Linked DNA regions of Mus musculus: all the other regions are linked to region 1. Evidence: chromatin loops called from intact Hi-C (ENCODE). Cell type or tissue: heart. All regions are shown on one strand.

Region 1 (5,000 bases):
AGGAAAGATGACACTCACCAGTCTCAGGGGGCAAGCAAACAGTCACATGTCTGGAGAAAAAAAAGCCTAGAAGATTCTTGAGGGTCTCCTATCTAACAAGATAAAAAGGAGTAAACAGTTGCTGCTGGGTGATGTGTGTGTGCGCGCGAGTGCACGTGCTCGTGTGTGCACACATTGGTTCACCAAACTGGACATTGCTGCAGTCATTTCTTTGGTCTGTTGTGGGTTCCATTTCTGAGGTGAACTGATGTGTATCGACTCGACAGAAAAACATAACACACAATGACAATTGTATACATGTTTGTGTGAGGAGTTAAAGTTGCAGGATTCATACAGGTCTGCAGATACTTTCTACATACATGGCATGGCTGACGTAAAGAAAAGCTTTGTACCTAAGGAAGCTTCAGAGCCCAGCTCACACGCACAGAATTCTGAATTCTGAGACCTGTCCTGACCTGGTAAACTCTGCTTGTGCCCTGCATCACTCTTTTCATCTTTCCTTTTTCAGTTCTCTATCCCACCATATCTTTGTATATCATATCCTTAAAAAACGGTTAACTACTTTCATCTTTTGTGTGGGCATGTGCACATGTTAGTGTTTGGGTACCACAGCATGCATATGGAAGTCAAAAGATCAACTCAGATACTGGTTCCTGCCTTCCATCTTTCTATGAGACAAGGTGTGTCTATGTCTGTCTCTGTCTCTCTCTTATTTATTTATTATTTGTTTATTTATTTAATGTGTATGAGTAAGCTGTAGCTGTACAGATAGCTGTGAACCATCATGTGGTTGCTGGGAATTGAATTTAGGACCTTTGCTTGCTGCAATCCCGCTCACTCCAGCCCTGCTCGCTCTTGTCCAAAGATTTGTTATTATATCTAAGTACACTGTAGCTGTCTTCAGACACACCAGTAGAGGGTGTCAGATCTCATTACGGATGGTTGTGAGCCACCATGTGGTTGCTGGGACTTGAACTCAGGACCTTCGGAAGAGCAATCAATGCTCTTAACCACCGAGCCATCTCTCCAGCCCGGCAAGATCTCTCTTGTTCACTGTTATATATGTCAGGCAAGCAGTCTCAAACTTCTATAGAGTCTCCTGTGTGTGCCTCCATCCTGCTGTAAGAACGCTGGGATTACAGATATGTACCATAGCACCTCATGCTTATGTGGTTAAGAGCTCTACCCTTTGAGTCATCTCCCCTCATTCATCAAATGCCACTTGAACTACATGTCCTCTGGAGGTGCTCCTGACTCCTAATTCTTACTCTTTGCTGGATTTCCAGTAACTAACATCTATTTTGTACCTCTTATCCTCATCCTTGAATCATGTTGGTGTTAATGAAACACTTTACGCCTCTGCCAGCCTATCTTATGTGCAAAGGTGTGTGTGGTGGGGGCCTGGGGGGCAAGCATCCAAACTGACAGGCCGGAAAGTGTGGGAGGCGATCTGATAAATAATGAAGCTGCCTGTTTCCTGGGAACGATTAAGAGTGGCAGAGAGCCATGATCTCTTTGGTGATAGGGAGTCCGGCTTGGGATGCAGCTGGGTTCAGTGGGTCATTTTCTAAATAAAACAAAAAATTAGGATCGTGGCTTCCTAAGAACAGGGATAGTAAAAAGAGCTTACAGCTGACTCTTTAGGGAGCTGGAGAAATGACCCAGCACTCGAGAGCACTTACTGCTCTTCCACAGGATCTGACTTTGGTTCCCAGCACCCAAGTTGTGTGGTTCCCAATTGGCTGTAACGCCAACTCCAGGAAATACAAAGCATTTGGCCACTGAGCGCACAGGAATTCACATACTCAAGCCCACAAAAACACACACACACACACACACACACACACACACACCTTAAAACAATACTAGGTCGTTTTTTTGTTGGTTTTTTTTTTTTTTTTTGAGACTGGATTTCTCTGTGTAGCCCATCAAACAAACTAATTAACAAAAAGAGTACCTTTTAGAACTAAAGATACAGTATGTCTCCTTGGTAACAAAAAGGATCATCTAACAAAACACATTATAAAAAGGACATTCAAATGGTTGTATCAGAACATGAAGCAAGCTGAGTGTGGTGAAGCAAACCTGTAATCCCACCACTTGGGAGGCAGGAAAGTGTTTGCTTCAGCGGGCCATCAGCAAGCACCAGTATGTATACTGGGCTTAAGCTGGCCATGTACCTTGTAGTAAGTTCTCTTTTCTTACAGTAGACAGATTTTTCCCACTGGGATCCAGAGAATAAGACTGCCTACCTGCAAGCCATACTATGTGTAAGAGATCTTTCTTATCTCCCTTTTCTCTTACTGAGGAAGTTGGATTTATGAAGAAAGTGGGGAGCTGGGAAGAGAGTCAGACATAAGAGATACGAATGTGAAAGGTTGGATAAATTCTGTAAGACTAGTGAGGCTCTTCCCCCGCCCCCCAAGAATCCTCGGGAAAGCACCCTCCTGAGTGGGAGTATCAAGAATGGAATTCTTGGGAAGAGAATTTGGCGCAGAAGGTAGAATAGAAAGTTGGGGAATGAAAGGTAGAGGCGAGTACTGTACCCGTAAGCCAAGGATGCGGCAGGATCCCGGTGGGAAGGCCTCAGTGATAGGAAGACCTGAGTGGTAGCAATAAGGGCTGGGGAGCGGGATTCAAAGAGCCAAGAATGGGGCACAGGAGGGAGTGATTATCCGGGTGGTGGTGCGCGCTGCCCAAGGCCAGCAACCAGACTCACTTTCTCCGCTGGACTTGCACTGCTTTGAACACATCTTCTCGCTTCAGCACCACGAAGTCACCGTCATGGATGCAGTGGTCCCCGAGAGGCGGGGGCGGTGAGCTCGGCTGCTCCGCAGCTGATGCCTCCATGGAAGCCAGGTAAATTTCAACCTCCGTTTTTGCTCCAGCCGCTAGGAGCCCGGCACGACCAGGAGGGACCTGCGTCTCCGCCGGCACCGCCCCCACGTGCTGCACGCCGCTTCCGCTTTCCGGTCCGGACCTCGGGACGGCTTCCGGAAGCCTGGCGACTTCCGTCTCTCTGAACTCTTTGATTGGCTACACTTCATCCCGCCCCCTAGTCGCGTGGCTTCCTTAAGCAGAAGCGCGTCATAGACGCGCCAAAAAAGAACTTCAAGCGAGGTCCGAGTTTGCCTTCTGGGCTTGTGCTCGGCCTTCCCCGCCCTGCGTCTGGCGTTCTGGCGCGCAGTGACGCGGGCACCGGGCGGCTCCGGAGACGGAGTGTCCGCGGAGCCCTGCGTGAGAGTGTATACGGCTTACGGCTCTGTCGCAGGCTCCGGGGCTCCTGAAAGCAGGACGCGAGGAAGACGGGGAGTCAGGGATTGCGTACGACTTTTCTCAGGCTGCTTCCCTATGTAGATGTTGGAATCGCCACCGTTCTCAGTATGTTATCCTGTTGGATCGATGTGGAACGTAGTGTTGCGATGGAATGTCTCATCCTGAGGATCCTGAAGACTTGAGCTTTTATCACAGGGCTATCACAAGCAACCTTGATTATTATTAGTTTGCATACTTGCGAATCTTTTATTTATTAAAACCTCTTAGGGTTAGAACAGGTTCTCCTAATGAATTACAGCACAGCGTATGAATCTATCAATAGTTTGTATCTGTGGGATAGGAATTTTTAAGTGGAGTTACTTTCTTTTGGAACAGTTTTAGGACAGCCTGCCACAGAAAGTAATACAGCGAAGATTGGGCTATGTTATTTCCCTAGTATCGTACTGGTGAGGATTATTTTCAGCCAATACTGCCCAATATTAGTTCCACACAGAAAACCGGTTCAAGTTAACTCCTTGATTTCTCTCTTGGTGGTTTGTTGAAAACTGGTATTGAATAAATGTCTATGGTGTACCTTAATCATGATGGAGATTAAAAGAATTAACTATACAACACATAAGGTTTATACTGCAGCATGGAACTTTGCAAGCCTAAGTGCTGGTCTTAAACACAGTACATTAATCCCCCCCTTACTATGTTAATACATTTTTTAGGAGTGCTCTTGACTTGTGGAAGACATGAGTGGTGCTTATAGAGGCAGAGGTTTTGGACGAGGAAGATTCCAAAGCTGGAAAAGAGGAAGAGGTGGTGGGAACTTCTCAGGAAGGTGGAGAGAAAGAGAAAACAGAGTTGACCTGAATGAAGCTTCAGGAAAGCACGCTTCTGGTACGTGCACGCAGGGATCGATATGTTTTCTCTCGGGAAAGAGACAATTCAAGGGCCGGTAGATGCCAGAGTAGGTAAGGGGGACTGCTGCCAAGTGAGGACCCTCAGGTCCCTGGAACCTACATGGTGGAAGGAGAAAACTGACTCCATAAGCTGCCCTCTGACCTCCACATATGCACTATGGCATGTGTGGGCCTACTAGTGTGCACAGGCAACATAATGTAAAAAGAAAAAAAAAATACAAGGAATGGAAATAATGATAATGCCTATTAATAATAATGCCTAGTAGATAGCAGGATAGTTTAACTCAGACTTCAGGTCTGAAGGTTAATATTTATAATTCTTATTGAAATATCTAATTTGGAGTCTATTAATAGACTCCTGTAAAAGGAGAAACTAGTTGGAGGGAAAACTAGCCAGTGCTTTGGTTTTTACTAACATCGTATTCTACGTTTTCAGCACAAGCCTCACAACCGTTACTTCAACAGTCAACATTGGATCAGTTTATCCCGTATAAGGGCTGGAAGCTTTACTTCTCTGAAGGTGGAGTTTAAGAACCATAAGTTATATATTCATCTTTGGATACTACAATTCATGTTACCGTTGTGCACTGGTCTTCCTGCTCTATGCCGCCTTTCTCTCTTCCAAGCATTTGTTTGAGCATTATTGCTATATGATGTATCAGGAAAACAGGAACTGGTGAATGTTTCAAAAGATTTCATACAAGGAATTGGATATGTATATGGTAGACTCAACACAGCAGTCTGATTCCTGTGACTGAGGGAGAACCAACCAAGAAATGCCAAGGTTATCAGAAGTGGGAGCTCAAAGGGAGAGGC
Region 2 (5,000 bases), 580 kb before region 1:
CAAGGGCTATTAGAGAGGGATTCTAGCCCAGGCAGGAGTCTTGGGATGCTCTGTGGACCTGCACAGGATAGAAGAGTCCGTCTATGATGTGATAAACAAGGCAGGTAGAGTTGAGGTAGAAGAGTCCACTTATGATGTGATAAATGAGGCAGGTACAGTTGAGGGTATAGCTGATGTGGAGTGCTAGCCACAGTGAGGCCTCCAAATTGGACACTGGAGAAAATGTGGCTGACTTCCTTGGATACACAGAGCTATGTGTAATAAAGCAGAAAAAAAAGGGATCACAGGACCACACAACTGGGCTTGGTTTTTGTTTGTCTGTCTGAGAAGGGTCTGTGTCTTGGATCTACTAGGACTCACTCTGTAGACCAGGCTGACCTCAAACTCTGAGATCCAGCTGCCTCTGCCTCCAGAGTGCTGGGATTAAAGGTCTGTGCCATACTACCACATCCAGCAGGAGCTTGTGTTTATATGTTCCCAGCTGTCTGTAAATCAATAAATGGCATTGAGGTGACCTGGAACAGAGGTTGCCTCGGCATTTTGCACCCTTCTGTGATATTGGCATTTCCCCTCCTTTGTGGCATCACCCCTTCTGTAATATAATTGCCACCCAGCTCTTTGCTTTGGCTGAACCAATCTAGCTCTAGCTTTGCAAGCAAAGCCCCAGAGGGAGCTGTGGACCCTCTGCCATCCTCTGCCACACACCCTCAGCAGCAAGGTTTTAGAGCTGCTCAGCACTGCAGACTCTTTGGGTGCCCCTCCAATTTTTAAATACAGCCAAACCTGGCAGCTGCTGGGGTTCACTGCCTTACTAAGTTGTTTTCTTCTATCTGTTTGCTAACTACACTCGTGAGCTTCCCCATCTCTCTGGCTCTGAAGCTACTATCCAAACACTGACTCTAGCATTTCTATCTCTATGAGAGACCCAATCCATTTCAGACAGAGAGCACTACAGCTCTCCTCTCCATAGCTCTCCTCAGGTGTAGATATCTAGTTTCAATGCATCCAGAAGTTATCTTTCTCCCAAAACTTCCCTTCTCACAGCCTTCCACATCCCAGCTGATGACACCTCTAGAACTCTGGATGCCCAAGTCTGTAACCTTGGAGGAAAAAAACCGACTGCAAAGCCAAGTCTGACTCATAGGCCAGCTACCTGAAACCAGAGGTAATCCTAAATACTGGGATTTACTAGAACGCTTTTCAAAAACATACCTAAAGTTAAATAGTTTTAAATCTATAATTTGAATTATGACACTTTAATTAAAACAAAAACATGTTGAGCTGGAGAGATGGCTCAGTGGTTAAGAGCACTAAGTGTGCTCTTCCAGAGGACCCGAGTCAATTCCCAGCACCAACATGGCAGCTTCCAACTGTCTGTAATCCCAAGATCTGACAACCTCATACAAGCATATATGCAGGCAAACGTCCACACACATAAAATAAAAATCAATAACAACACACACACTTAGAAAAAATTGTCACTTTTTATAAGCTGAGAACCAGATTTGACTTAATACATTTTCAGGGATCTTGGCCAAGTCTTGTAATCTTTAGCAGAATGATATCATAGTACCAGCCAGCAGTAGGGCTATAAACTCTAAGTACACTTATCTACAGTTTTACGAAGAAACAGCCAAAGTCTAGTCCTTGAGGTATGATTCACACAATCTCTTGACCTACAAAGGACAGATTCACCTGAGTTTTGTAGTAGGCAAACTATGGAGAAACCAGAGGAAGTTTCCCTTTTCTTGAGACAGGGTCTCACTAGGTAGCCCTAGTTGTCGTAAAACTCTATGTAGACCAGGCTGGCCTTGAACTCATAGAGATCCACCTGGCTCTGCCTCCCAAGTACTGGGATCATAATACCCAGCTTCATGGTTTAAAAATTCCAGGTTGCTGTCAATGTAAAAAAAGCCAATTAGAGATGGATCTACAGATATTTGGTTTTACTGGGATATGAAGGTGGAGGAGCATATGAAGGTAAGACAGATACTTTAATTTTACTAGGATATAATGGTAGAGGAGAGGGTGAGAGATAAGATAGGTAATTTTAAAAATAAATTACTTAGTAATAAGAAACTAGACAATACATTTCCCATTATGCTACAAAACCAAGCAGACAATGGAAGACAAAAGAAAGGTTCAGCTCTAAGGAGGGTAACACCTTCCACTATAGAACAGGCTGCCTTCCCAGACAGTTAGCTTCACAACTCTTACATGATGCACACTCATGTGGAAAAACTTGTCAAGTTTAGCCAGGGCCAGGAGATGAAAACATACCATGTCCTAATTAGCTAATTATAAAGCAGGAGCGTTTTGGAGAAGGACTCATACAATCTGGCCATTGTTTTGCTAAACATCTGCAAATTGTAGACTTCTTCAGCCCTTAGCCAGAGTTCTTGCTTGATGTCTTAAAGTGGTTGCACTGTGTGCGACTCTTCTCAAGGCTGAGGCGAAGGCTAGTCATCAAAGTCTGGAATGTCATCGTAGGAGTAACCCCGGTAGCCCTTGGATGCATAATAGGCGATGCGCAAATGGTAAAATCCCGGTAGGAACACCAAAATGCCTATGATGAGGACAGGAACGGCTCGGTCTGCCCCCTGGTGGCAGAAGGAAAACATTAGTCCCATACAAGTCACACCTTTACATCTCTCTTTTCAGCATACATTGTCACCTTCTCTTTGTTTCTTATCTTTCTGTCTCAGGGATCAAGTTAGAGACGCTGGGTGTGGTAGGCAAGCACTACCCTCCCAGTTTCTTCCAGATTACAAATTAAGCAATACATTCAAAGTTATAAAAAAGAAATCAGCATTTTTATTCAGATATCAGGCTTATTTCCTTCTGCTCTTCCAAGCTCTCTGTGTGTGTGTGCCTGCGCACCTGCATGCTTGGCCGGTACATACTATTATTGTCTGCAAATGTATATGCAGATGTATGCTTGTGTGCCAGAGGTTGACTTCAAGTGACTTCCTCAACAGCGCCTTATTTTAAATATTTAAGTATGGGTATGTTTTGGTCACTCTTCTATTGCCAAGAGCAATCATGACCAAGGCAATTTATAGAAGAGTTTTGGAGGCTTGCTTACAGTTTCCGAGGTGTAGAGTTCATGACCATCATGGTGGGGAAAAGGCAGGACCCTGGAATGTAGCTACAAGCTTACTTCTGATCTATAAGCACACGACAGAGAACACCAGAGCTAACCCTTCCAATCCTTCCTAAACAGTCCACCAACTGTGGATCAATCACTCAAATATTTGAGCCTATGGAAGCTGTTCTCACATAAGCCACCATATTCTACTCCTTGGTTCCTATAGACTTATAGCTATATCATAATGCAAACTATATCAGTTCAACTTCAAAAGTCCCTACAGTTGTTCAGTCTCAACAGTTTACAGGTCTAAAGACTCTTCTGAGACTGATAGTCATGGACTTTAACTACCTCTAGAACTTAAGCCCCAAATTAATAATTGTTTTGTCTATATGTATGTCTGCGCACCACAAGTGTGCCTAATTCCCACAGAGGCAGTGGATGCCCTGGAACTGGACTTTTGAACAGTTGTGAGTAGCCACATGGGTGCTGGAAATTGAACCTAACCCCTTGGAAGAGCAGCCAGTGTTTTTAGCTACAGAGCTATCCCCTATGTTGTGAATGTGCACCTAAGCACAGGTGCTGAAAGAGGTCAGAGGCTTGGAGAATTGCCCTAGAGCTGGGGTTACAGGCAGTTGTAAGCCAACCAACCTCAGGTCTAGTAATCAGGCTTGGGGGCCTCTGCAAGAGCAGAAAAGGTTATTAACAGTGAAGCCATTTTTTCTTCTTATTTTCCTTAATCTTATTTTTTGAGATAAGAGTCTCACCTCTCACTGAATCTCTTACTGGTACTCACCAATCTGCCTAGAATGGCTTGGCCAGGCAGCTCTGGGGACTCAACTGTGTCTCCACCCTGCAGTGCCGGGCTACAGATGCATACCAACACTTGGAGCTTTTTATGTGGGTGCTAGGAGTCAGATTCCAGGTCCTTAAGCACTTTCTTTCTTTCCAATTTTTTTATTGGTTATTTTATTTATTTACACTTCAAATGTGATCCTCCTTCCAGGTTTCCCCTCTGCAACCCCCCCACCCCACCCCTCCCCCCTGCTTCTACGAGAATGCTCCCCCACCCACCCACTCCTGCCTCACTGTCCTTAAGCACTTTCTTTTTTTCTTCTTCTTCTTTTTTTTTAAAGACTTATTCACTGGGCAGTAGTGGCACATGCCTTTAATCCCAGCACTTGGGAGGCAGAGGCAGGCGATTTCTGAGTTTGAGGCCAGCCTGGTCTACAGAGTGTGTTCCAGGACAGCCAGAGCTACACAGAGAAACCCTGTCTCGGGAAAAAAATAAAAATAAAAAAGATTGATTGATTGGTTGATTTTATATATATGAGTACACTGTGGCTGTCTTCAGACACATCAGAAGAGGGCATCAGATCCCATTAGAGAGGGTTGTGAGCCACCATGTGGTTGCTGGGATTTGAATTCAGGAACCCTGGAAGAGCAGTCAGTGAGTGCTCTTAACTGCTGAGCCATCTCTCCAGCCCCTTAAGCACTCTTTTGACAAAGCAATCTCCCTACCACTTTTTTCAAGTTCTTAGTTTTAAACATAGCACCCTTTTTGTCTTGTCTCTAAGGACTGGATAATATTACTTAAGTGGCAGTGGGGTGTGGTGGCACACACTTCTAGTCTCAGCACTCTGGAGGCAGAGGCAGAGGCAGGAGGATCTCTAAATTAAAGGCCAGCCTGGTCTACATAGTGAATTCTAGGACAGCCAAGGCTTTGTAGAGAGACCCTGTCTTAAAAAAATAAAAATAGGGTTGGAGAGATGGCTCAGTGGTTAAGAGAACTGACTGCTCTTCCAGAGGTTCTCAGTTCAGTTCCTGGCAACCACATGGTGGCTCACAACCATCTGTAATGGGATCCAATGCCCTCTTCTGGTGTGTCTGAAGACAGCTACAATGTACTTAT
Region 3 (5,000 bases), 300 kb before region 1:
TGTGAGGGGGTGGAGGACAGATCTCTGAGAGAACTTGGTCTTCTGAGAGCCTCTGGTGCAGATGGATGAGGAGGTGTGGCTGCTTCTTCCCCGCCCCCATGCCCTCCCCCTCAGGAGCAGGAGAGGTAAACCATGAGGATTGATGCATGTTGCCACCAGACCAACTTAAAGGGCTGGTTAGGTGACAAGCAGTCTCTGACTCTACAGTCACTGGTCACTCAGGCTGGGTCATGGCCGGCTACCTACCTGTAAACCAGCCAGGGGCTCCTGAGGCCACCTCCTCCACTCGGCCTGCATATATTTGTGGGCAGCAATGTCACTGGGACACAGCCCAGAACGGGGTGGGGGGTGGGGTCAGTCAGGGCACCCTTCACACGGTGGCTTCTATCTGAAATTATTTGGCTGTTCAACCCATGCAGATCTGCATGTGTGACAAGAAATAAAAATACCCAATAGCCGGAGCTGCTTCCCTGGTCTCCTTCTGCAGGAAGCATGAGTTTTTGTGTGCTGTGGGGCTCTGTGCCAGCACAGCCTCACAGCACATGGGGCCCGAGTACAGCTGGTCTTGGAGCTCGGCGACTTGGATACAGGAGTATATAGTCTCCCTCAGTAGCATCTCCACCTTTTGTCACTAACTGAAGCTGTTTGGATCTGAGTGTTCTGTGCTCCCAATTGCTGCTGCCCTAATGTCCTGGCTCAGGGCACGTTTCAAGCGACTCATTTTTCTTTGCCAACATCACCCAAGCCAGTGGCTCTGTTCTCACATCCGTCTCTACTCAGCACATCTACCCTTTGCCCTGCTGCCCTTGTCATCTTCTCCATCTATGAGCATAGCTGAAGGAAGAAACAGTGGCCGTAGAAAGTTCTAGCAAGCTGAGGGGCAACAAATCGCGATGCTAGTGGAAGAGTAAAACGGTAGCGATGTGGAAAGTTTTGGTGGCTTCTTTAAAAAATTAAACATGTGACTCCAGCCAGGGAAGCCTTGTCCACCATCATCAGAGGAGTCGCCTCCAGCAGCAGATGCAAACGGAGACCCACAACCAGACACTATGCAGAGAGCGAGGGACCTTGGGACACCCCGACCTCAGTGTGCTGCCTCCATCAAATCCCTCCCTGCACGGCTCAGGGATCCCTGTGGAAGGGGAGGCAGAAAGAGTGTTAGAGACAGAGGGCTGGAGGACACCAGGAAGACGAAGCCCTCTAAATCAACATGACCAAAGCTCACGTGAACTCACAGAGACCCAGGCGGCATGGCTTGCGCAGGGCCTGCCCGGTTTTGTGCCAGGGCGGAGCTCGTATATTATGGCTTCCGGTTTCGTGCTTTGTGCCATACCCGAGCATGCAAGCAAGCGAGTCTCTGTTCTTGTGCCTCCTCTTGGGCTCTTCCTTCTGTTTGTTTTGTCCAATTAATGTGGTTTTGTTTTTACCTTACTTTATTATGATCCCTTAGAAGTCCGTTTGTTTTCTAATGAGAGACAGAAAGGTAGTGGATTCGAACGGGAAGGGAGGGGGAGGAGCTGGGGGAGTAGAGAGAAGGAAAACCATGATCAAGATATGTGAGAAAAAATATTTCCAGTTTAAAAATTCATTAGAGTGTGAATATAAGGATAAATAAACCAAAAAAATAATGCACAATAATGGTAGGACCCATAACTAGAGTCTTGAGGATTTATGCACAGCACGCATGCGTGTCTCCAGTAGCCCTTCTCACCAGGCCAATGTGGAAAGCACCCAGATGTCCCTCGGGAGACTATTAAGAGCACTTAGAGGGCAGATGCATCACAGGTTCAGCAAAGCCCCTTTCCGTGGGGGAAGAGATGGGACGCTCTGAGGCTGGGAAAATCCTAACTTGAAGTTGACGCCCGCTTCTGCAATAACTCTCTAAACGCGCATTCGACACTTCTGAGCCGGGTGCAAGGATTTAAACGACGAGGGATTGTGGGGTTTTAATTCTTCACTTTATCAGTCACTTTATCTTCACTTTATCAGCTGCTAACTCTCATTGCTTCCTTTGGTTTCTGAAGAATTTGGCCTGCTGTTGGACAGGATTTAATGGCTGGCATACCTCACCACACTGCTGCAGCTACCTGGATGGGTAGACTAAAGATTAGAAGTGTTAGAAGCTCTGCGGGTTTAAATATGCTTGGCCCAGGGAATGGCACTATTAGGAAGTGTGGCCTTGTTGGAGGAAGTGTGTCACTGTGGAAGTGAGCTTTGAGACCCTTCCCCTAGTTGCCTGGGAGCCAGTATTCGGCTAGCGGCCTTCAGATGAAGATGGAGAACTCTCAGCTCCTTCTGCACCATGCCTGTCTGGGCGCTGCTATGCTCCGCCTTGATGATAATGGACTGAACTTCCAAACCTGTAAGCCAGCCCTAATTAAATTTTGTCCTTATGAGAGTTGCCTTCGTCATGGTGTCTGTTCACAGCGGTAAACAGAAGTCTTGCTGGAAATCCGTGCAAAAGCTGAGGTACACTGGTAAACAGATTACAGTGCTGCAGTGACCTGGTGCACATGGTGTCCACTAGGTGGCGCTCACGACTAAAATTTTATCGCTCCCCGCTCTTCTAAAATGGAATAACACCTCTTCACTGGAAATATGTTTTTGCAACTAGTACGATTATTTAGCTACCTATTGAGAATATCCCTTAAAATGGAATCAATGACAATTATGACCAGCAATTCATAAAAAATTCAAAACCAGGCATGGCTGCACATATCTGTAATCTCAGCATTTAGAGGATATGACCAGAGAACTGTAGCAAGGTCCTGGCCAGCTCAACTACATAAGGAGGCAGCCTGGAAAACCACCACCACCACCACCACCACAACAACAACGACAACAAAACCCCACGAAATCTGGCCATGGTGGCACATGGCTGTAGTCTCATTATTTGGGAGGCAGAGAGAGGGGCTCTCTGTGAGTTCCAGGCCAGCCAGAGCAACCTAGCAAGAAGCAATGACCAAGCCCGCTCAGTCAGTCAACAGGTTCTCCAGCTCAGGAGTGAGGATTGAAAAGAAAAAAGTAGACAATTCCAAGACAATTAAAAGGCAAATTTAACTTTCCCAATCCGCTTTTTTGTACCATTTAAATTACCTGCAAGTATTCAGGGCGAGCAGTACAATAAGGAACTAGCAAGGCAGTAAGTGAAGTCCCATGAATAGTCCTGTGACAGTTGTTTAAAAGGGCTTGTCAGAACAACCAAAATACTTGAGCCCACTTCGTTGTCCAAGCCCCAAATCTTGCCTGAAGCCTACTTCTCTATTACAGCCCAGTCAGATTCCTGCCTGAGCTTACGTCCTTGTCATGGCCAGTGTCAGATTCCTGCCAGAGCATTTCCTTGTCCTTGGCCAATGCCAGCACCCCAAAGGGCTCTCCACAAAGCAATTTCAAAACGACAACGGTTGGAGAGAGGGATCCATGATTAAGGACCTAGCTGCTCTTCCAGACCCAGGTTCAATCCCACCACTCACAGGCTGGCTAACAACCATCCGTAACTCCAGTTCCAATGTGGCCTTCTGGCCTCTGAGGGCACCAGGCATGAGTGTGGTTTGTATGCATACATGCAGGCAGGCACTCAGAGAGAGCTCCTCCACACAGAATAGAAGAGAGCAAAAGATGGGCTTGAGCAGGCAGGGAGGGGGCTCTAATGAGAAATGGGTTTTCATGTCAATTGTAGACCCAACTACATGGAAATCCAAAATGCCATGGGTTGGCACCCAGCTCCTCTAACAGCCAGCACGGGAGCCTTGGATGTCCCCAGGGAGTCCTGGGCCTGTGGCCTCAGTTATTGTTCTGTCCTCCTCACTAAGAATTGGCTTCTGTCTGCAGACTGGTAGAAGGCGGATCCGGGTCTACCGACCCCCACCCCCACCCCCAGCCCTCCTGCATTACCACGCCCTGGGCAGCCAGGTCTGCTGTGGTCTGTCACACAGCCCCCAATGACGCAGGAGCCTCAGCCAGACCTCTACAGCAACGGCCTTCAACCTTCCTAATGCTATGACCCTTTGACACAGTTCATGCTGTGGTGACCCCCAAATATTAAATTATTTTCGTTGCAACTATTATGAATCATAATGTACATATCTGATATGCAGGATATCTGTGAAAGGGGGTTTCCCCACCACTCCCAAGGGGGTTGCAGCTCACAGGTCGGGGACCATTGCTCCAGAAGCAGCAGCGTGCTCTCTCCTAGCCCCCACCCTGCAGTCACCCTCCCTCTTACCCCATGCTCCTCAGGCCTGCCTGTTTGCTCATTCTGTTCCGCCTGGGGTTATATTAGAAGATGTCAGGATGGGAGCTGCTTTCAATGCCAGAGAGGAGGTGAACCACGACCCAACACTGAGCCAGAAAGGAGAACAGAGACTGCAACCTTCCCTCCCATCCTGTCCTTCCAGAGTCTGCCCTGCCTGGGCATCCCCTACTTTATTGATTCTTGCTGGGAAGGTCATAAGCTCAAAAGCTCTAAACTCACAGGCACAAAAGGCAGAGTGTGGTGTTCCCCCACCCCCACCCCCATGACCCACTAAGTTTAATTCTGGTTTCTTGCATGAGCATGGGGGCGGGGTGGGATTGTTTACTGGAACAGAGATGACGTGCTTATCAGAGGCTGCAGCACGGAGGAGACACACGTCTCCCCTGCAACCCATTTCTGCTAACAATGCCTTGGGAGTGGGCCGGGCCTCGTGAGTCCCTCTCTCGTCAGGGATGAAGTGTTGATGAGCCCTGTCTTGGACAAACGATAACAGCTTCGGTGACTTCACAGGTGTGTGCAGCCATGTCTTGACTAGGAGACACCGTTTTGTGGCAGCCTCCCCATCCTCCGGCTCTGAAGTCATCTCGACCTTCCCTTCACAGTGTCCCCCTGAGCCTTGGATGCAGGTGATATGGATGCCCCCATTTAAGCGCAGCCCTCGACGGTCACTTATCCTCAGTGTTATCGGGTGTTTCCAGGGTCTTGGCGTCTTACCCAGAGAACTGCAAACCCACAGATCTGCACA
Region 4 (5,000 bases), 560 kb before region 1:
GGAAGCAAAAGGCTGTACACTTAGCTTTCCAAATGCTACCTGTAAAAGCTTATGGAGTCGTCTCTGAGCTCTAAGATAGCTTGGTCTACTCAAGACTCCATCTCAAAATGAATGAATAAATAAAAACAAAAGCCGAGGCTCCATCCCTGCTTCAGACACCTAACTGGACGCCCCCTTACTACTCACCGCCTCCTCTTCTTTATCCACATTACTTGTTTGTGACAACTTAATGTTCCCATTGCCAAGCTCTCCACTTGCAGAAAACTTCACCCCATTCTTTGCACAGGATATCACAACAGCATCTCCAATGTGGCTAAGGTCTCGGCATATACGTGCAAATTCACCCGACGGCATCTTTATTACACAGCTGTACTCCTGTTCCTGTAAACCCACAAGTTAAAGGTCAGTCTAGAAAAGGGGGAAGGCTCAGCTTCATGTTCTCAAGATTTAGCATCTTAACCAGAACTCAGAATGCAAGACTTCTGGTTTCTTTAAAACTCAATCAACTTTAGACTGCTGTGGTTTAGTGAAATGGCAGTGTGCCATTCATCCCCAATACCACCACTCCACTCAGAACACGCATCAGCTGGTATCACAGCAGGGTAACACACAATCAGAAACAAGGTAACTCACTGGGATTCCAAGTTGCTCCACATCTAAGTCCATTAACTTCATTTCATAGTCTGAAACTTTCTCTTGATCTACCAAAAGAAGGAAAATGTTACCAAAGCACACCACACGGTCCTATCTATGATGGAAATTTTACAATATTGTTAATATTTTTTTTTGGTTTTGAGAAACAGAAACAACACGTAACTACCGAGTTTTAAAGGTGTTTAACTTACTTGGTGCTTCGAATACTAGTGCTAAGGTGTCTGCATTATCTTCAGCCCTTAATGTAATGATGTCTTCATTACCAGCACATTTTAGAATTTTGGACATGCTAGGGGGGAAAAAAAAAAAGACAGGCTTTATCAACATGTAATCCACATCTATATTTTAAAAAGCAATTACAAGTTGTACCATTTCACACTCACGGTTGGAGAACTGTTAAAGGGGCTAAGGGTACCCCAAACTCTCTCAGGGGTGAAGCAAATTACCGGGTATATGTGATTCTTAAAACCGACTTAGTAAAATGCACTAAAAGCCAACATTCGAGAAAGCATCTTTTTGAGCGGGGTGTCCTTGGTTTCTAGTGTACTGGAGAATGTGCCCCATCACGTCTGGCCTTTTCGTAAATCTTTCAAAATGTATACAAGTGGCACTAATCCATGTATCTGTACTAAAATAAGTCACACACTGTCCTTGAACACGTATACAGGAGGCACTAACCTAGGTAGCTGTAGCAAAGTTAAAAGCTAAAACTGACAGATTTCCCCTCAAATCCATGATGCGCAGTGAGACTCTGGAAGTCAAGAAAAGGTCTATTGTCACTCTAAGTCGACATTACATTTGCACTAAGACTCGTTTATTAGGCGCTAAGACCAGCCACTCAAAGCTGCAGGCATTTAATGAGCACAGCTCCGGAGCACTCATTTTCCCGCGGACTCCCGCTTTGTGGCTTTGGCGCGGAAACAGAGTGGGCGCCACTGCCAGCGCGGGCTTTTCGGAACCGCGCGCTTTGGTGAGGGCTGCCCCCGACACCATAGACCAATCAGAAAGCGCGGATGGCCAAGCCAGCCAATGAGCGTGCAGAGTCACAGCCCCGCCAAGAGCGGAAGCGGGAAGAGTGGGGCCCCGCTCCCGCCACCCGCTCACCTGGTGAGGTTCACGCCCATGGCTAGGTTGCGGTCGCAGCGGTATGTGTCGAAGCCTTCGGAGCGCAGAGTAAGCTGTACCAAGGAGACGTGAGACGAGTCCATGCTCTGCAGGTTCACGCCGCCCGAGCTGACGTCCCAGCAGGCCTCATTGATGAGGTCTTTGAGAGCCTCCAGCACCTTCTTCAGGATGGAGCCCTGGATCAGGCGTGCCTCAAACATGGTGGCGGAGTTGTGGCGACTAGATGAGAGCTACTCTAAGAGGAACGAGGTCTGGCTGCCAAGGTCCCCCGATTCACGATGCAGAAGCGGCAGCGAAGGCCTACAGCGACAACTACCAACCCTCTGCGCCCGCAACCGTCTAATGCCGCGGCTTCCTAGGCGCGCGCCTTTTCCCTGCGCGAGGTCATGACGCCACAGCGCTGATCCACCCACCTCTCCTCAAGGACCAATCGTACCCGTGGTTTGAGCAAGGCCCGCCCCACCGCGTATGCAAAGGCGGGGCTGCGGGGTAGGAGCCTGGGAGGCGAGGGGCATCACGGGGTTCGCGTAGGCTGTCGTCACCGCCCAAGTTTGTGGGAGTTTAGGCTGCAGTTTCCATCCTTAGGAAGTTTCCGCGCCACGGAAGTGGAAGTCACAGGCAAATCGAGCTGTGCGCGGCGGCCTGCCTTGAAGCTGGAGAGTATTTTAAACACTACGGAGCGTTTTCCCTAACGTAAGAAATACGCTGCAAAATATCGAGTAATAAAGAGGCCACCATATTTTAACACCCCTACCCCCCCCCCCATTTCATATCACTTTTCTGTGTGCGTCGCTCTGAACTTTTCTCTCTAAAGACTAAAAAAATACCTCTTAACGTGAACGCTTCTCCAAAGAAGATACCAAGTCCATATGTATCACGTAATTATTTTCCTTTTATGTCTGGTTCTCTACATTTTTCTAAAGGTAGATATTACTAGTATTTTCATCTTAATTTTAGGCTGAAGATGAACCCGAGCCTGAGCCCCATCCTGAAAATGTTAGCTGTTGCAGGTGGAGCGTCTTTCATATGTCCCTGGGCTGCAGCATTTTGTTCTACTAAAGTTTTTTTGTTTTTTTGTTTTTCCTATTGATTATGAGGATGGGGAAGAACTGACTGCAGGTAGATTAACATCATTTACAAAAGGATATAGAGTTTTTCAATTTCTCATGTTTTTTTCTTTTGGTTTTGGTGGTAGGTAAAATATATTTGATAATGAAAGTGTAATACTTTAATGTGAAACTTGATAGTTTCCATTTGGAATGCCTCTTCTAACTGTATAGAAGTTGGTTGAGTTGTGAAGAAAGCTTTTGGTGTGTGATGTTTTATTTATGTGTGTAAGGGTTTTTTGTTTGTTTGCTTTTCACTAATAAGGTATATACAATTTCAGAAAGTTAAAAGGACCGTTTTAGCTGGTGAGAGTGATTAGTGATTATAATTCCAGCACATGGGAAGGCTGAGGTCGGAGGGCCTAGATTTAAACTCACCTTGGACTATCTACCAAGACTGACCAAAGGGGAAAAAGTTTACATAGGAGCATATTAATTCCATTTCATGTTCATTTATTCTTTCCTTATTCACTGCATTTCCCTTTAGTTTGTCTTGTTTGATTTTTCTTTTCCTGGCTTGGGGATTTAGCCAGAAAACTGTATAACTTATTGAGCTATAGCCTCAGCCTGTTAAGAGTCTCCATAATTTTTTGAGGCTTGCATCAAACTCACTCTGTTATCCATGCTGGCCTTGAACTCACAATTTGATGCCACAGTCTGGCATCAAGCTTAACTCTTTAGTTTCATTTAATATCTTGGTTTGTAGGATTTCTCAGCTTTTTTTTTCTTTTATTCTTTTCACCATATATCTAGGTATGCTGAGACACAAATGTATTAATCACTCTCACAGTATTGAAGATTCATTGATTCCATCAGGTCTAGAATACTCTCGACCACTCTGATGGCAAGTGTTCGGTTTCCCTACACTGTTCACTGCCCGGCGTGTGGATTTTACAGAACTTTAGATCTATTCAGTTGTTTTGTTTTGTTTTGTTTTGTTTGAGATAAGGGTCTCTCATGTTCCCTGGCTGTACTGGAGTTTGCTTGGTAGACCAGGCTGGCAAATTTGACTTTTTAAAATTGGTGTGTATGCATCCAGCCCAGCATTTATGTCAGCTTATAAGGTGCATCATTATTTTATGCAGCACAAACGAGGAAAACTGTCAAACTACCACACAGTGCTATATCACATACAATTTTGATACTATAATAGTTACAAATAAAAACAGTTATGGGCTGGAGACATGGCTCAGTGGTTAAGAGTACTTGCTGTTCTTCCAAAGGTCCCGAGTTCAATTCCCAGAACCTGCATGGCAGCTCACAGCTGTGTGATGCCATCCTCTGGTGTACATGCAGGAAAGGACCTGTATTTGTATAAATGCATAAATAAATAAATCTTTAAAATATTGAATACAATTTTTTTAAAATTAAAAACAAAACCCAGAAAACCCCACTACTATACTTTCAGCCCCCACCCCTTAATCATATATTACCCTTGTGGGTATCTTTTAAGAAAAACATGGGAGCCGGGCGTGGTGGCTCACGCCTTTAATCCCAGCACTTGGGAGGCAGAGGCAGGTGAATTTCTGAGTTCGAGGCCAGCCTGGTCTACAGAGTGAGTTCCAGGACAGCCAAGACTACACAGAGAAACTCTGAAACAAAAAACCAAAAAAAAAAAAAAAAAAAAAACCAAAAAAAAAAAAAGAAAGAAAAACATGGGAGCTAGGGTTACATAGTGATAGAGTGCTTGCCTGACCTGTACAACACATGATCTCCATCCTCACAGAAGACACGACAGAGAGGTGTTCACACTGTCTGTTTATAGTAGTGCTATCAGTTTCCCACTGAGCTGCTGCTGCTGCTGTTTTTAATGTATTACACTCTGCTTTGTTAAGGATGTCAATGCTCAAGAGTGCAAGTCTAGGGATAAAAGTCTAAAAATATTTTTTAAAAAGAGTACTATTCTGTTGCATCTGGAGTTTCATCCACTTGTGAATTTTAATGCTGGCATTTCTTGTTTTACATGTAATAAATTATTGTTTTATTAACATTTATTTATATGTGGTGCATGCATGCCTTAGCGCATGTGTGGAGGTCAGAGGAAAACACGTAAGAGTCAGCTCCGTTCTTTCACCCTGGATCCCAGGATAGAACTCAGGTTGCCAGGCTTAGTGG
Region 5 (5,000 bases), 95 kb before region 1:
TCGTTACTGTGAAAAAATATTCATTAAAAAAAAAAACCGTAAATGAGGAAGGGTTTATCGTGGCTCCTGATCTGTGAGGTTTCTGTCATGGTTTCTTGGACCCATGGGCTTGGTTAGATTCTCTGAAAGCAGGTCACCATGGGGAAGGCTGATCCTCCAGAGAATGGGGGTGGGGCAGAGAGAGGAGAGCTGGGGGCGAGGACAACCTTCCAAGGCCAGTGACTCCCCCTAGGAACTGTTTCTCCCAACTAAGTCTCACCCTAAAGTACCCACAACCATCCTGGACTAGCAGTGGAGGACCAGGCCTTTAGACAACGGGGCCTCAGGGGTATTTCACATCAGAACACAGCCAAGTCATACAGAATAGCTTTATGGCCTTGAAAATCATTCCTCTGACAATTCACCCTTCCTGTCTCTCCCTCAACTTCAGCCTCTTGCAACCATTGCTTGTTACTGTTCCCATAGTTTGTCTTTTTTCTAGAATGTACATCCAGAGAAATAGTAGATTAAAAAATTGAATGTGTATATTCATGTATGTGGATGAGTATGTATATACCTCTGTGCAGAAGTATGTGGACATATTAGACAGCCATAGACAAGCTTCTTAGAAACATTGTCCAAGTCCTTTGAGATGGGGTCTCTTGTTGGCCTAGAGCTTACTTATCTAAGCTAAGTTGGCTGGCCAGTGAGCCCCAGAAATCCTCCTGTCTCAATCTTCCTGGCACTGGGATTACAAGTGTGTACTCATGCCCAGCATCTTGGAATGAGTTCAGGGGATTATAATCAAGTCCTCATGACTGCAGGGCAAGCCAGTGCTGACTGAATTGTCTCCCCAGCCCTGTTAGTAGATTCTGAGCTGTCAATTGCAAGCTTTTCTAGATGGCATGTTTTATTGTTCCTTGATAAAAATGCAGTTTGAATGAGAATGGTCCCCATAGACCCGTATGGTTTCCAGTTATTGGAACTGTTGGAAAGGATTAGGAGGTGTGTCCCTGTTGGGGGAGGAGGGGTGGGTTTTGAGCCCATGCCCAGCAGGTCTCTCACTAACTCTGCCTGCAACTTGTGGATCAGATGTGAGCTCTCAGGTAATGCTTCGGGGCCAGGATTGCCCATGTTCCCTGCCATTTTGATCGTGGACTAACCCTTGAAACTGTGTTCCCAAGCTCCCAGTGAAACCCTTGGTTACGGTGCTTTTTCACAGCAATGGAACAGGAACTAAGACAATACATTTTCTAGGAATAGGATTTAAATATTGTACTTCAGTGTGTGTGTGTGTATGTGTGTACGCTTGAATCAATGCCATGTATATGAAAGTATTCACAGAGGCCAGAAGAAGGTGTTAGCTCCCCTGGAGCTAGAGTTATAAGCAGTTGTGAGCTGTTCAATATGGGTGCTTGGAACAGGTCTCTGGCCCTCTGAAGAGCAACAAATGTTCTTAACCACTGTGCCATCCCTCCAGTACGTCCTATCCCAGTTTTGGGGTTTTGTTTGTTTGTTTGTTTTAAAGCAGAGAGTAGATTTTTTTTCCTTGACTGTGTAAACCTCCTAGGCAAGTGGTCAGGTCAGCAAGGGGGCTTTCCTCCAAACTGCCCCTTGGGAACCCAGGTTCCTTTTATCACATGGCTCCTGGGCCTTGTCATTATTCAAGAAATCAAAACAACAAAGACCATGAAGAAGTGGGTAAGATATCTTCAATGGGCCACGGCTTTCAGGAGCACATGTCATCTCTGATCATGTTCCAGAGGAGAAGACGTGGTGAGGGGGCATCCTTGGCTGGAAATACTGTCTAGCTGTTTGTTAAAGGACACATGGTAGAGTGTGTCTAGGGAAACTATCTTAGAACTAGTGCTTGTGGTAGAAAGAGCAAGATATAAATATCTCCTGACTTTTCCACCAGCCATAACTGGTGACCCACCCGGCAAACTGAGCTGCCTAGTACAGTCAGTATGGAACAACAGGCTGAGAAGCAGTCTTCCTGGATGCTCTCCTTGCCGTCAGAAGACAAAGCTCTCTTTTGTTTCATTTCTTTGTTTGTTTGTTTATTCATTTATTTTTTAGGCAGGGTTTCACTCTGTAGCGTGGCTGTCCTGGAACTCACTATGTAGATCAGACTGGCTCAGAACTCACAGAGATCAGCCTGTCTCTGCTGCTCAAAAGCCAGGATTGAAGCATGAGCCGCCACCCTAGCCAAGGTTGCATTTTAAAGGGGAGACTTTCGGGAACGATGTAGCAGCAAAATGTCTAGTTTTCTGTGAGCTGCTAGTGGTGCTGGATTTGGACTCCAGCCCTCAGAGGTGAGGAGGAACCACTCTTAGCTGTTGTGCCTCTCTCCTGACCTGCAAACGCCCAGTTTTCAACCATTGGCATTAAGGTTTGCTTTCTCTGGCTTATTTTGGGATCCTGAAATGTCACTGGCCTTTCTGGACCCTTGCATTGATACTGTTTTTTCAGACCTGCAGTGATTTGATTCTTGTGGATTGTGTAGATGGCACTGTAACCACTGGAGACCCTAGCCTTCCTTGCAAATCACAAGATGGATTGCCTAAATCATTGCCTTGGAAAATTCCACATCGATTCTCTCCTTGTCTTGCACCTAAGGAAGGCATATTCCTTTGAAACAAATGAAAACATATGCACCTGTTTTTCTTGGCTTCTGTTAAAGTGCACGTGTGGGTTATCACTGACTGACAAGTGTAACCTGCCAGCTGCCCTCTTACACAGAAAAGCTGAGTGGTCTTGTAGTCATGGTAACCTGCCTTTGCTAGTGAGTGACCAATGCAGAATGGACCATTCCCCCCAGTCCTGTCTTCTGTGCCTGGGACACAGCACGAGGGCATTTGAGGAGACAGCACCGTTAGGTCAGGCCATCAGTGCAGCCAGCACTGTTATCTCACGCTCTCTCGGAGGCAAAAGCCCCTGACGATGCTTCTAAGAGTTCATCACTAGATTCCTCATTACCGTCTTGGCTGAGCTGGCACACTTGGCAGCCCATGGTGCAAATGAGAAAGATATAGGTCTGACCAGGGAGCATTTTCCCTTCCTGTCTTTCTCCTTAAGGAGAGGATGTGCTTGCTGGGGAAGTTATTTCTGATATTAATAGGCATATTGGCTGGGTTCAAAGACTGCCTGAGTTAAGATGGCACGGTGCCATTTAAAACAAGTAGCGGGATGTGCCCTGGGGCTGTTACATCACATGCAGTCCTCATTTAACAGAGTGCTGTTTCCACGATCTTATCTTTGCAGGAGACCTTAAACAAATTGCTAATTAGCCTTTCAGAAATTTGCATAGAGAGCACTGGCTGTTATTAAGTGGGGACTTTCTGCACCCTTAGGACTTGAAGGGGCACCCAGAGCGAGCCCAGGACTAGAGGAAAGAAGACTACCCATGGCCTGGGGACACCTAGGAGGGTGAGGAAGGAGGCCAGCCGCCCGCTGGCAGCAAGGAGGATTTTCTGTGCTGTTTGTGGCTGTGAACTGGCAACAGGTTACTTTCTCTTGCTGTCTAGGTTATTCTTTCTGATCGGCTTGTTCGCCTGTGGTCCAGCCCTTTATTATTTGTGGCTAGTGACACAATTCAACTCTTCACTGTTGACCTACTACAGGAAGACATACCCAGTGTTATCTACAGCCTCAGCTCTCCTCTCCTATGTTAGATAGCTATTTTTAATGTTTCTCTTTAAAAACATTATCCACTTATTTTTATTTATATGAGTACACTGTAGCTGTCTTCAGGCACACACCAGAAGAGGATATCAGATTCCATTACAGATGGCTGTGAGCCACCATATGGTTGGTGGGAAGTGAACTCAGGGCCTCTGGAAGAGCAGTCACTGCTCTTAACTGCTGAGTCATCTCTCCAACCCCTTTTAATGTTTCTTAATGTTGTGAATTTCCTTAGGAACATAACCATGGTTTTATACCAGAGCTAATCATCCTTTGCTTCGCTGTCTGTCTGGACAGAGGATTTCATGCCGCTGAGGCTGGCCTTGAACTCACTGTGTAGCTAAGGATGAGTTTGAGCCCTCTGTCCTCGTGTCTCCAGCAGTTTACTTGGCTACGGTCGTTAGTTGAACATGGCTGCTACTCAGCTGCCTGTGTACAGTTATTTCTTGTCTCTGAGGTGGGCTTTATATAGGAGAGCAAGACTCTCCCAGGTGACTTCACTTTAACGGTCTGCACAGATAACAAGCAGCCAGATTGTTTTGGGGAAACTTGTGTCTCTTCTACAACTCTGCTGTTCTATGGGCTGCTCACCCACATGACCTCCACACCATGACCTCTGCATCTCCTCACCTTTCATCCCAGTTCCTTTCCCGGAATTCCTTACCTTCCTAGTGGAGAGAAATGCTGGAAATAACCAAGCCACCTTGTGTGCAGTTCTCCCTGCCTCAGTCAGGTACCATGATAGCCGAATGACTTTTTATGACCTCGCTAGGACCTTGCGGGTCCTTCTGGGAACTGCTACCTTAGATCATCCACTTATGGGCAGATAACTACACTTCTCTACATTCTCTTATGGTGCCCAAAAGTTACCTGTGCAGTGGTCTTTCCAAACTTAAAGAAGGTTCATACATAGCAGGTACTCTTCACTAGCTGAGAATGATCACTGTGAACAGTGGAGTCCCGACAATTTTTTTTAATCACTTACTAACTATATTGTATGTCCTATGTAAACAGGCTATTCTTTGTCTCCCTCCCTAACACCCACATTTGATTTCTACATGTCCCCTATCCATCTTTCCAGAAGGCACGGGGCAGAGGCCATTTTCATGTTGCTCATTGTGGAATCTCCAGGTCTTAGAACAGCATATGGAACATAACAACTCATTCATAAGTATTTTCATTGATATTTCTTGTCTTTTAAAAAAGTATTTTCTTGGGCTGGAGAGATGGCTCAGCAGTTAAGAGCACCAACTGCTTTTCCAGAGGCCCTGAGTTCAATCCCCAGCAACCACATGGAGGCTCACAACCATCTGTAATGGAATCTGATGCCCTCTTCT
Region 6 (5,000 bases), 130 kb before region 1:
CTCTTCCAGAGGTCCTGAGTTCAATTCCTAGCAACCACATGGTGACTCACAACCACCTGTAGGTAGTGGGCATCTGATGCCACCTTCTGGTGTGTCTGAAAACAGTGACAGTATACATGAAATAAATAAATCAAAAAAAAAAAAAAAAAAGCCAGACGAATGCCTTTAATCTCAGTACTTGAGAGGCAGAGGCAGGTGGATTTCTAAGTTCGAGGCTAGCCTGGTCTACAGAGTGAGTTCCAGGACAGCCAAGGCTACACAGAGAAACCCTGCCTCAAACAAACAAACAAATAAACAAACAAACAGCTTCTGCTTCGATGGCTGCTTCAGCCCAGAACATGATGAAAGAGGATGGTTAGGAGCAGGCTACAGGCCAGACAAAGTTATTACGGTCTCAGACGTTTGCTCCAGGAAGCTCCATAGGAAAAACAACCTTCATCATGGAAAAAACTGACACCAAAACACAGGAGCGGTAAAGCAGACCCACACACTGTTTACCAAATGAATGAGATAACAGGCAAATGGCAAAGTCTCTGCTTCACTGATAACAGGTGGTAAAGCCAAGTTTGGGTGTCATTGTTGAGTCAGGTGTGGGTGGGGAACGAGAGATACTGAGAGCAGGGAGGGGGCGAGAGGGGGAGGGCCTCACCCATTCCTGACCACAGCAGCACACCAACCTGGCTCACTGAACTGGGATCTGGATGGAAGTATGCAAAACATACTTGTCCTTGCCCTTCAGAGAGCTACTGCATAGTGGGAAAAGAAGGAAGAGCAAAAGGATTTAAAGAGATAAGTGGAAAGCGAGGTCTCTTGGAAGGAACAGTCAACGCCTATTTGACAAGTCAGGGGAGGTTCTGGCAGGGAGAACTCTCTAAAGCTGATATCTGAATATTATAAGGACCAGAAAGTAGAAAAAACTGTTCCTAAGGAATGAAGCTGTGAGGAAGGAAAACTCAGGGCAAGAAAGAACAAGCAATGAAACCAGTGTGGAGGAGGTGGAGCTGGGGAGAGATGAGGTCTTTGTCTGACATGGTAATTTGAACTTGCTTAGCCCAGGGAATGGCACTGTTAGGTGTGGCCTTGATGGAGAGGGTGTGTCACTGTTGGGGTGGGCTTTTAGACCCTCCTCCTAGCTGCCTGGAAGCTAGTCTTCTGGCAGCCTTTAGATCAAGATGTAGAACTCTCAGCTCCTTCTCTAGCACCAAGACTGCTTGCACATGACCATGACTGAACCTCTGACATTGTAAGCCAGCCCCAATTAAATGTTGTCACATATGAGAGTTGACTTGTCTCTTCACAGCAATGGAAACCCTAACTAAGACATGTGCACACACTTTCACAGTATATAGTATTGAATGGCCAAACCTCAAGCACTATTTGCTTTTATTTTATTTATTTATTTATTTATTTATTTATTTATTTGAGACAGCGTTTTACTATCTATCTATGGCTGGCCTGGAATAGATAACTATTTATTTATTTATTTATTTATTTATTTATTTATTTATTTATTTATTTATTTGAGACAGCGTTTTACTATCTATCTATGGCTGGCCTGGAATAGATAACTAGACTAGGATGGCCTTGAGTTCACAGAGAACAGCCTATTTCAGCCACTTGAGCAGTGGATTCTAAAGACATTTATCACCACAACTGGCTCAAGCACAACGCTTAAATATTTTAAAATATTTTCTGTGTGTATGCCTGGTGCCTTTGGAGGTTAGAAAAGGACAATGGGTTCTCTGGAACTGGGTTTAGAAAAGGATGTCAGCTGTCATGTAAACACTGGAAACTGAACCCAGGTCCTCTGGAAGAGCAGCCCATGTTCCTTACTGCTAAACCATCTCTCTAGCCCCTAAAGCAGTAATTTGAAAACATTCCTCTAACTTGCAGGACTCCTAATGTGTGGGGTCTCACCCAAAGGTAGGGATCTGGAGGGGCTGTAAATATACTGGACCCCTCAAGACTATGGTGGGGGAGAAAACCGTCCAATTAAACAGAATTGTTTTAGACTAGCTTTTTACAGTAGTAGGCCCAGTGGACAGAACCAAACTGGAATGGAATCTTTTGTGCTAAGTGCCACTTAAATGAACTTGAAACAAGCTTGCTTTCTCCATAGTTCTGCTCAACACAATCTCCTTTGTTTAAACCTATAAGGATAGTACCCTAGAACTTGGGCTTTTCATTCTCTTTCCATTTCTCCCATAAGAAAATATGGGACGTCTCCCCATAAGCAGATCCATGCTGCTCTAGAACTCTCCACTAGCTCTAGGCTGAGTTTGTTCTGGTTGTGTGCTTTCTTGAGAGGGGTGGAATTTGGGACCAAATTCCAGACACCGATTCACATGCTACGCCATATCCCCAGCCCCTCGAATTTTGTCTTTCAACAGTCAACCCTTTTGTTCTTTTGTGTGGTCCTGAAATTTTAGCCCGAATAGAATCCATGTAACAATATTAAATTATTCTTAATGCTGTCTGAGAGAATTTTGCTAGCCTAAAGCTCCTGATCGTCTTGCCTCACAACGTCCTCCCAAGGCCTCGGGTTCAGACTGTACTTCCAAGGCCAGTTTTCGTCTTATGTCCTTTTTAAGAGACTTTGCATGTTAACAGTTTCCCAGTTTCTTTGGAGTCGGACAAGGACACTTAGAGCAACTAAATATCCCAGATGACCGTCCTGCTGCAGGAGTTCAGGCAAATGCCCTCAGTTAAGATGGCCGCAGCTGACTTGCCTTGACCTTTTCTCGCCTCAGCAAAGACGGGTTCAACAACTTCCTTTTAAACTCTGCTTTTCCCATAACAAAGATGGAGCCAGCGCTTCCGGTTCCGGGCTCTTGCGGTCAGCCGGTGAGTGACACGGGGCTCTGAGAACCTCTGCCGGTTTTTCTGCCGTTCTGGAGGGCGGTGGGAAGGGAGCGGGGAAGCGAGGAGGGAGGGGGAGGAGCGGATGGTTTATTCCGCCGGTTTCCCTGGCACCTGCCCCGCCCCGCCCCTCCGCTCCAAGCTCCGCCCACTGCGCTCTTTTTACCTCGCTCTGGAATTAGTAGAGATCAGGATTAGTTCCAGTCAATTATTTATTTTGGTTTTGTTAAGGCTTTTATGGTTTTGGTTTGCATATATATATAGTCTCTCTACATAGCTATGGTTGTCCTGGAATTCACTATGTCGATCAGGCTGGCCTCGAACTTACAAATAGATCCTCCTTCCTATGCTGGCATTAAAGGCGTGGGCTACCAGGGGTCTATTATAATTTTAAACAGCAGTATTAGTAACTTGATGTTTCCATAAAAATCAAAAGTGTAAACTACAGTCTGTTTTGTACGTTAGCCTAATTGTGCACTTGTGATAACCCTGGACTGTTCTCATCACGCCAAGGAAAACTATTTATTGAGGAACACAGTCCAGAACCAGAGAGCTTCGCTCCGCCCACCACTTGCCCCTACCCCAGTCCTGGGCTATGACCAGAGTGCTGTCTGTCTCTAGGGTTGTTTAATTTGCATTGTATATAAACGGAATCAAAAAAGTATGTGGCTAGATTCTTGGGGCAGGGATTTGCAAAGCTTGTTTTGGGGACTTGAGAGAATTGCATTCCATGGATGACTTAACAATGCCTATCTTTATGGAATCGTATTGCATATTCTTATTTTTATGTTGAAAAGGACCTTCCTGTCTGTTTTCTGAATTTCTCCATCAATTGCCCATCAGTGTGATTCTACTTTGGGACTTACCTTTCTCTTTCACTTCTATGTCTTTGTGTCAATATTCTTGTCTTCATTCCAGGATCTCCATCACATCTGACTTGCACTATTTGTTTTGTTTTGTAGGGATAGTTTGGGCATTAGTAACATCATATTTTATTTTTTATTTTGTTATGTTTTATTTTAGTTTATTTTTAGGACAGGGTCTCACTATGTAGCTCTGGCTGGCCAGGAACTCACTATGTAGTTCAGTGGGCTCTAAACATACAGAGCTGGGCTTATGTCTGCTAGAACTAAAGGCATGGGCCACCACCCCTGCGAATAGCACCATCTTAAGATACTGGCTTCTGGTGCACGAACAAGGAAGGTCTTCCATTTCTTTAGTGCATATTTAACATCTTGTGCATATTTAATACAGCCGTGTTTCATTTCTGTGCCCTTACAAATGGAAAAGGTTCTTAATTTTTCTTTTGAGGTTGTATCACTTGTCTAAAAATACAAGTGATTTGTGTATGTGTTTGGTCTTGTATCTTGCAAACTTGTGTAAGTTGTTTATTTAAAAATTTTTTTTTGTGGCTTCCTTGAGGTTTTCTATACAAGATCATATCTGATTTTTGTTTGATTTTTGCCCTGGGGATTGAACCCAGAGTCTGGTACATGTTAGGCAAGTACTTTACCACCAAGCTGCATCCCCTGCCCCTGTGTCCTGCAAAGGGGGATAATTTTATAGCTCTCTTTCCAACCTTTCACTGCCTTTTCTTGTCTAACTGTGCTGTCTAAAACTTCCAACACAACACTGACTGGCCATAGCAAGTGGAGACGTTCTCATTTTGCTTCTGATTGCAAGATGAAAGCATTTCGCTGGCCTCATTGAGCGTTCTTACTGTGGGTTTTCGAAACCACTCTTTTTGAGGTTGCAGAAGACTATTTCTAGCTTGTTGAGTGAGTAATCGAGAAACTATATTTGTCAAAAGTCTGCTTGAGTCTGTGGTACTCATCAGTAATGTGCTGGGACACGCAGAGGGCTTGGCAGGGGCTGAGGGCTGAGGCTGTCACTCAGTAGAATTAGTAGAGTGCTCGCCTCTCATCAACAAGGCCCTGGATTTGCTCCCCAGTCCTACATAAACCAGGCACACCTTTAAGCTCAACTCAGTGGGAGGGGAAAATAGGAGAGTCAGGAGTTCAGTGCCTCCCCCATACACAGCAAGTTCAGTGTCAGCCTGAGCTACATGAAACTCTAAAACAAAACAAACCAACAAGAATGAATAACATGATTTTAAAATAAAACAGATTTGAATTTGGTGG

The links. A loop is a pair of places that touch in the nucleus more often than their neighbours do. Peaks named below come from ENCODE experiments on the same cell type or tissue, not always from the same donor. Only the 100,000 strongest peaks of a DNase experiment are listed, where the experiment ranks them.
Region 2: it touches region 1 in a loop (2.5-fold over the local background); 2 of 42 quality-filtered maps call a loop at or near these places.
Region 3: a loop joins it to region 1, with 3 times the contacts of the local background. A loop is called at or near these places in 8 of 42 quality-filtered maps.
Region 4: a loop joins it to region 1, with 3 times the contacts of the local background. A loop is called at or near these places in 2 of 42 quality-filtered maps.
Region 5: a loop joins it to region 1, with 2.3 times the contacts of the local background. A loop is called at or near these places in 2 of 42 quality-filtered maps.
Region 6: it touches region 1 in a loop (12-fold over the local background); 3 of 42 quality-filtered maps call a loop at or near these places.

Annotation. Positions count from the first base shown.
Region 1 is chr2:132,813,085-132,818,084 of GRCm38, forward strand. It overlaps Trmt6 (tRNA methyltransferase 6), which reads right to left and starts at 2,970. Exons shown (of 11, transcript NM_175113.3): 1 at 2,720-2,970. The coding sequence starts at 2,850. Mcm8 (minichromosome maintenance 8 homologous recombination repair factor) reads left to right here and starts at 3,057. Exons shown (of 19, transcript NM_001291054.1): 1 at 3,057-3,381; 2 at 3,990-4,161; 3 at 4,621-4,704. The coding sequence starts at 4,014. In heart, a CTCF peak has its summit at 2,885; a DNase peak (open chromatin) is centred at 3,037; H3K4me3 peaks cover 2,604 bases; H3K27ac peaks cover 1,359 bases.
Region 2 is chr2:132,238,027-132,243,026 of GRCm38, forward strand. Tmem230 (transmembrane protein 230) reads right to left here. Exons shown (of 4, transcript NM_027478.3): 4 at 1,466-2,600. The coding sequence ends at 2,460. Among named protein-coding and RNA genes, the nearest start is that of Tmem230, 7.3 kb to the right of the region's middle. In heart, a CTCF peak has its summit at 2,625 (motif pointing left); no DNase peak of the experiment used is centred here.
Region 3 is chr2:132,514,048-132,519,047 of GRCm38, forward strand. All of the region lies in intron 2 of 1700026D11Rik (RIKEN cDNA 1700026D11 gene), which reads left to right. Among named protein-coding and RNA genes, the nearest start is that of 1700026D11Rik, 26 kb to the left of the region's middle. In heart, a CTCF peak has its summit at 2,524 (motif pointing right); a DNase peak (open chromatin) is centred at 524; H3K4me3 peaks cover 565 bases.
Region 4 is chr2:132,251,058-132,256,057 of GRCm38, forward strand. Pcna (proliferating cell nuclear antigen) reads right to left here and starts at 2,123. Exons shown (of 6, transcript NM_011045.2): 1 at 1,759-2,123; 2 at 846-943; 3 at 634-701; 4 at 187-381. The coding sequence starts at 1,979. It also overlaps a transcript of Cds2 not described here. In heart, no CTCF peak of the experiment used is centred here; DNase peaks (open chromatin) are centred at 1,684 and 2,234; H3K4me3 peaks cover 3,380 bases; H3K27ac peaks cover 2,025 bases.
Region 5 is chr2:132,718,245-132,723,244 of GRCm38, forward strand. The region is part of intron 2 of Shld1 (shieldin complex subunit 1); the gene reads left to right. The region is part of intron 2 of Gm52525 (a long non-coding RNA gene); the gene reads right to left. Among named protein-coding and RNA genes, the nearest start is that of Gm22245, 3.6 kb to the left of the region's middle. In heart, no CTCF peak of the experiment used is centred here; a DNase peak (open chromatin) is centred at 3,097.
Region 6 is chr2:132,684,138-132,689,137 of GRCm38, forward strand. Shld1 (shieldin complex subunit 1) reads left to right here and starts at 2,794. Exons shown (of 3, transcript NM_001358260.1): 1 at 2,794-2,844. In heart, a CTCF peak has its summit at 47 (motif pointing left); DNase peaks (open chromatin) are centred at 2,814 and 4,764; H3K4me3 peaks cover 1,346 bases; H3K27ac peaks cover 1,281 bases.